2 separate regions of the Mus musculus genome follow, and region 1 is linked to region 2. The links are chromatin loops, found by intact Hi-C in ENCODE. Cell type or tissue: heart. All regions are shown on one strand. Links, peaks and the distances in the headings refer to the core of each region. The heading gives the core; the rest is flanking DNA. Region 1 has its middle 11 kb from the start of Gm32186. Region 2 holds the start of Smim15 (small integral membrane protein 15).

Region 1 (2,907 bases), core at 209-2,708, 370 kb after region 2:
GGGAAGCTTGCTCTGACTTCTAAGAAACAGGAAGTGATTATTTGCCCAAAGCAAACAAACTCACAAACTACAGGGTTCATGTTCAGTCCAAAGCTGGAGTCCCAGGAGGTGCTAGTGTAGGCTGAGGATGTGAGGGCCCAGCAGAGAGTCTTCCCCTTCCCACTTCCCTGCCAAGTCAGCACTGCAGTGACCAGCGGGAAGCCTGAGCTTAGCAAGCCCTGGTCTGGAGGGCTGCATCCCTGGACCAGGCAGCATCCTTTCCCAGTGAGGACCCACTTCCCATGACATCAGCAAAACTGCTTCTGTTTCTCCTGGAAGTGGAAGATCAGTTAACCTTCCTCATGCCCTGGCTTTCCTCCAGGAAGACAAAGAAAGAGAACATTTATTGGAAGCCCTTCGGAGGTCGTAACTTGAACTTGGCATCCGCCTTCCGTGGCCTGTTTCACTCTGCTCTTGCCACAGCGTCAGTGAAATAGACGCATTTGCGGGTGAGAGAGGGGACCTTTCTCAACAGAATCCCTGCAAATGCCTCTTTCTGCCCTGAAAAGGGGTTTGCCTTTATCTCTTGGACGCTGAGCATTTTTGTGCAGTATATGCAGTTCCTAGGGCTATGGGACAGAATGCCCGTATTTCAGACCCAGATCTGGCTTATGGAGAGAGAACCGTGGGAGAAGAGGGGAGTCTTGAAAGACTGTCCCAGACATGATGGCTCAGCCTTGGGGGGTCGGGGCGGGGAGGAGGAGCAGCAGGCAGGATGGGACTGACTAGAGGAGAAACGAGCAATCTCCTGGCTGGATGAAGTGAACCCGACAGTGACCTGGACACCATGTTTGAAAATGTTGGGCCACAGGGCTCCGCTTTTCTATTCATTAGCTTCTGCACTTTCGGCGCCTCTGTTTCTTCCTATTTCAAATGGCCGCTGTCATCAGTTTAGGAAAGTGTTCACAAAAAGCATGTAGGACACATAGCCTGGAACTCAGGCATGGTAGCATGCAGGCAGACTGGGAGAAACAGCCCAAATCCACATGCCTCCCCCTTCCCAACTCCTGATCCACAGCAAGACACCAGCAGATCAATTACTCACCTGATCCCCTAGCCTTCTCCTTGACAGGGGGTGTTTGTACCACCAGAGTGAGGCTCTCAGGACAAACTCTTGAAGAAAGCATTACTTATTCTAACCAGTTGGTTATTAATAAGTCAGTCTTCAATATCCTTCAATATCCTTCAATATCCACACAGGCCTTAAGAAATAAGACTGGAGGGCTGGTGAGATGGCTCAGCAGGTAAAAGCACAAATTGTTCTTCCAAAGGTCCCGAGTTCAAATCCCAAGGTCCTGAGTTCAAATTCCTGCAACCACATGGTGGCTCTCAACCACCCGTCATGAGATCTGATGCCCCCTTCTGGTGCATCTGAAGACAGCTACAGTGTACTTATATACAATAATAAATACATCTTTTAAAAAAAGAAAAAGAAATGACTGGAAAATTAAAAGGAAAAGCAAAAAGGTTTGCTTCTGCATTGTTACTTTTTGCTTTGTGTCTTGACTTCTCTAACCAGCCTGCTGCCTGCTCACCATGCTCTTCTCTGTTCTTGCTGAGGGAGTCTGATGACAGGTGACTCCCCCCCCCCCCCCCCAGACAGGGTTTCTCTATATAGCTCTGGCTGTCCTGGTCCTGGAACTCACTTTGTAGACCAGGCTGGCCTCGAACTCAGAAATCCGCCTGCCTCTGCCTCCCGAGTGCTGGCTTTAAAGGCGTGTGCCACCACGCCCAGCTGACAGGTGACTCTTGAAGGGACCCTGAGTCCCGGTTGCCCTGGCACCTCTGCTGCAGAGAGGGTCTAGCAGATGTGTGGAGTTCCCTGAGGTGGGCTTGTGCGAATGTCTGAGAAACTGGGCCATCTAGATACCCCTTCACCTCCATGTAAAGAGGTCTTTGGTGAGAAAACCAAACCAAACCAAACAGACAGATACACACCACAGGTAATGGAGAGCATGCTGGACTGCTCCTCCATGCAGACTGCTGCTGGTGCAGTGATGCTGCATCTGTGATTGACGGTGATGATGGTGTCTCCAGCTAGAACTAGTGATGCTCTGTGCTGCAACAGATGGTGACCTAAGTACAAGTACATCGATACTCTCCACTTTTGTGTTTTATAAAAAAGAAAGGGAAGCCAGGGATGTGTTTGGTAGAGGCACAGTATAGTGAGGTAGAAAGAGGGTGCCTCTGTGGGCCTGTGCTGAGACATCCCTTCCCTCTGAGGGACCAGCCATACGATGGATATAGTATGGGATAGAATTTATTTAGGACATGGGGAGGGGAGTTGAGGAAGTAGAGACAGAGAAAGGGTGTGTGTGTGTGGGGGGGGGAGAGAGTAGAGGAGGAGAGTCTGCCATGAACAGGTGGAGAGAGAGAGAGATGGGTAGGGAATGGGGAGTGAAGGGACAGAGAGAGTGAGAGAGTGGAAGAGTAGGAGAGTGAGGAGGGGGCAAACAGCTCCTTTTATTCAGTCAGGCATACCTGGTTGTTGCCAGGTAACTGTGGGGCGGAGTCTAGAAGGAATGTTAACACCCACCCTGCCTGCTTGCTCCGGGTTTTTGTATCTGACCCTTTGGCTTCCAGCTTTAACTCTTTCAGGACCTTTTCTGGAGGCAGAGTCTACTCTGCCAGTGCTGGGGTCAGCCCACAGCTGCCAAGAAGGAGAATCCTTCATCCCTGCTCAATTGCTGCCTTCATCCGCAGACAGGTAGAAGCTGGTGGCTAAAACCCCATCCCCTTTTGTCCCAGGTCTTCCTTTCACAGGTCTGCTGAACTCCTTAGAGAATGTCCTTTTGCTACCTTGGCTCATGTTTTCATCTTCCTGGGCTCATCTCTCAAATCACCTCCGTGGTTTTGTCCTCAGGAAGC
Region 2 (2,907 bases), core at 124-2,623:
CACAAACAAGTAAAAACATCTTTCTATAATAGTATAGCCTCTTAACACCTATTTCTCCCTAAATTACAACTGCAAATGTCCCAAAATAAGAGTTCTAATTCGTAGAAGCCAAGTATTCTACGTAAATTATTTGAGTACTAAAGTTTTGTCTGAATAATAATGACTTTCACTAACATAAAAAAAATCAAGCTGGCTGGCTGACATGTTACAGGTACCATACCCATAAAGATTTTTAATCTTTGCGTCTACTGTTGGGGATCCAACCCAAAGCCTAGTAGAGCACAGTAGACAGATGCTCCACCGCTGACCAACCAAGAATTTAAACTGCTTGTACTTAAGAATCCTCATTTATTCGTTGGATTGGGTACATCGTTACAAAGTCAAACACTATGCTTTGCTCTTTAAAGGTTTTGTGGTCTGTAGTTCAATTAATGTACCTTACAAGAAAATAAAGAATTACCAAAATAATTATGGTACCCACAACCCGTCACATCAAGAAAACTATCACTGGATTTAACTTCCATGTCCCCATGCTATCTCCGTATTTGTATCAGAAACCATGCCCCTACTTTCAGCACATTAAACTTTCTGGAGACGTTAACCATCCAGTCCCTTGTCGCTACGCCCTCGCCCAGTTGTAACCAGTTTGCAGGAAGGTCCAAGAAAGATCGATCTTTCTCGAGTCCAGTAACGAACTAAATACAAGTCTGCGAAATCCGCCCAACTTTGCAAATAAGACTAGCGCGACTTGATGACTAGGCTATGGCAAAGTTACGGTCCACAGGCCACACATCTCGAGAGCACCTCAGTCTCGCACCAAAACATCCTCGCCTTACTTTCAGGCACATTCCTTCACCTCACAAAGCCTAGGGGACCCGGAGCTGCACCAGGCGTCTCTAGACTTACAGCTTCTCTCCTAACTTTCCCCGCTTAGCATTCTCCTTGCCCCGGGCCATGTCCACGGCCATCAGTCGGCCTCACCGGCTAAGGACGCCGCCCCGCCGAGCGAAGCCGGGCAGGACCCGCGGTCAGGAGCTCAGAGAGCCGGGAGAGCCCGGCCACACGCTCAGCTTAGGCTACAGCAAGCCACCGCAGCCCTAGGGGATCCCCGCTCCCATTCCCACTCACCGCCAGGCAGGAAAGTGGAAAGCGGAAGCCGCTCCGCTCAGGTCCCGCCCGAAGGCGGGGCGGGGCGGGGCGGGATGAGGAAGTGGCGGGCGGGTTTCCGGCGGCGCAATGTCTAGAGCCATAGCGGGAGGGCGGGGAGGGGCGGCGCGGCGAGGCGAGGCGAGGCGCGGAGGCTTCGTGTCCGCGGTCGGGGATGCTGCCGCGCGCCGCTTCGTGTGCGCTGCAGGTGGGGCATCGTGGCCTCGCGTCCTGCGTGGGACGCCGGCGAGGAGACGGAGTGGGTGAGGAGTTCGTCCAGGGGACTCTCAGCCCAGAGAGCCGCAGCTAGACACGAGGGGGACCCCGCAGTCTCCTTAGAGCCTTCTCGAGGCCGTGGAAGGACTGGCGTGTTCCCTAACTCGCCCCTCACTCATGCTGTAGAGTTGAACAATAGTTAAATATTTAAAGATTTGGCCAAGCAGCAGCCCGGCTGGGATGTGTCCAGTGAACCTTGGTAGCAGGGGGAAATGCTGCCACGCTGTGGGAAAGAGGTTCCGTTGTTTGTTTTTCATTTAAGAGCCTAACTTACTTCACAAAGGAATGGTCGATACTTGCCCCAAAGTAAACTGTCAATAATTAAACTGTCAGGGCATAGAGATCGCAATACATAAATAAAGGACTTCAAAAAGTCAACAAGCAGAAAGGGGTGCGTTAAATGGGTCTCCTAATCTACAGGGACGGAAAGATTAGCTCTGGTTTGGTTGGTGCTCAAATTTTGTGATTGCTTGCCTGAACTACTTGCTCTGTTTGACTGCCTCTGGCGAATGTTGCAAGACCTCCTCGCTGTTGTGTGCCAAATAAAGCAAGTTTTTATTCCTGAGAGACTGTGAGCGTTCCCTTTGAGGAGCAAGCCGAGACATGTATGAGTAGTTAGAGTATAACAACAGTAACCATTATTTACCAAGGAGCAGACTTTGGCAGCTAATCTAAGGATCTAAAATACTGCTACCCGGGTATATGCTAATGGCTGCATATTGTAATGGCAGCCGTGGTTTTCTTATTCTTGTGTGAAAGCCTGAAGGATTGCTTAAAACCTGTACAAACAAGCGTACCCATAACCGGCTTGTATCCATAACCGGCTTGTATCCGTGACATGTTCACTTCAGTAGATGGTTCCTCACAAGTTCTGCCTCCCAGTGTGTTGCTCTGTTTTATCTCTAAAGGACCCAGGGTCCCCGCAAGTCTTGGGAATAAAAGGAAGCAGTACCGTAAGGAAGGAACTGAGGAGGGGGTGCACCAGCCTAATCGTGCACAGTACACACACTTACAACGGAGAGAAAGAAAGCAGCAAGCTTCTTTGGCTATTGGAGACCTAGCCTTCACACTCAGATTTTAGGGCTCTCTCTTCTGGTGTATTAGGCAGGCCTGTGCAAGCCCAAGAACAGCATAGAGGTTGCCATGGAGGACAGCCTTACTGGGGCCTGCATTACCTTAACCAAAGATGATAAGTAAGATAGGCTCCCAAACCATGGGCTGACTGTTCCATGGCGAGGTCAGCTTTCTAGTCTCTGTACTGATGCCCCTACAGCACTCATTCTCTCTGAGCCTTTTCCTCCCGTATATCTAGAGGGCATTCTAGTTGACCTCTGATCATTCGGGCCCCTTCAGATCAGTAAATTAGTGTATCTGGCCAGTCCCCTAGCTCTTTATCCTTTCTGGGAGAGGGAGTAGTCACGGGTTTGTTTGAAAGACTCTTGCTATGTAGCCCAGACTCTACCTGAGCTCTGGGTCATTGTGGTC

The links. A loop is a pair of places that touch in the nucleus more often than their neighbours do. Peaks named below come from ENCODE experiments on the same cell type or tissue, not always from the same donor. Only the 100,000 strongest peaks of a DNase experiment are listed, where the experiment ranks them.
Region 1: a loop joins it to region 2, with 7 times the contacts of the local background. A loop is called at or near these places in 3 of 42 quality-filtered maps.

Annotation. Positions count from the first base shown.
Region 1 is chr13:107,673,726-107,676,632 of GRCm38, reverse strand. No RefSeq gene overlaps it. Among named protein-coding and RNA genes, the nearest start is that of Gm32186, 11 kb to the right of the region's middle. In heart, for the core only: a CTCF peak has its summit at 1,408 (motif pointing left); no DNase peak of the experiment used is centred there; H3K27ac peaks cover 588 bases.
Region 2 is chr13:108,042,708-108,045,614 of GRCm38, reverse strand. It overlaps Smim15 (small integral membrane protein 15), which reads right to left and starts at 1,141. Exons shown (of 3, transcript NM_001048250.2): 1 at 1,129-1,141. It overlaps Gm41055 (a long non-coding RNA gene), which reads left to right and starts at 1,144. Exons shown (of 5, transcript XR_003950673.1): 1 at 1,144-1,409. In heart, for the core only: a CTCF peak has its summit at 1,622; DNase peaks (open chromatin) are centred at 1,174 and 1,964; H3K4me3 peaks cover 2,500 bases; H3K27ac peaks cover 1,762 bases.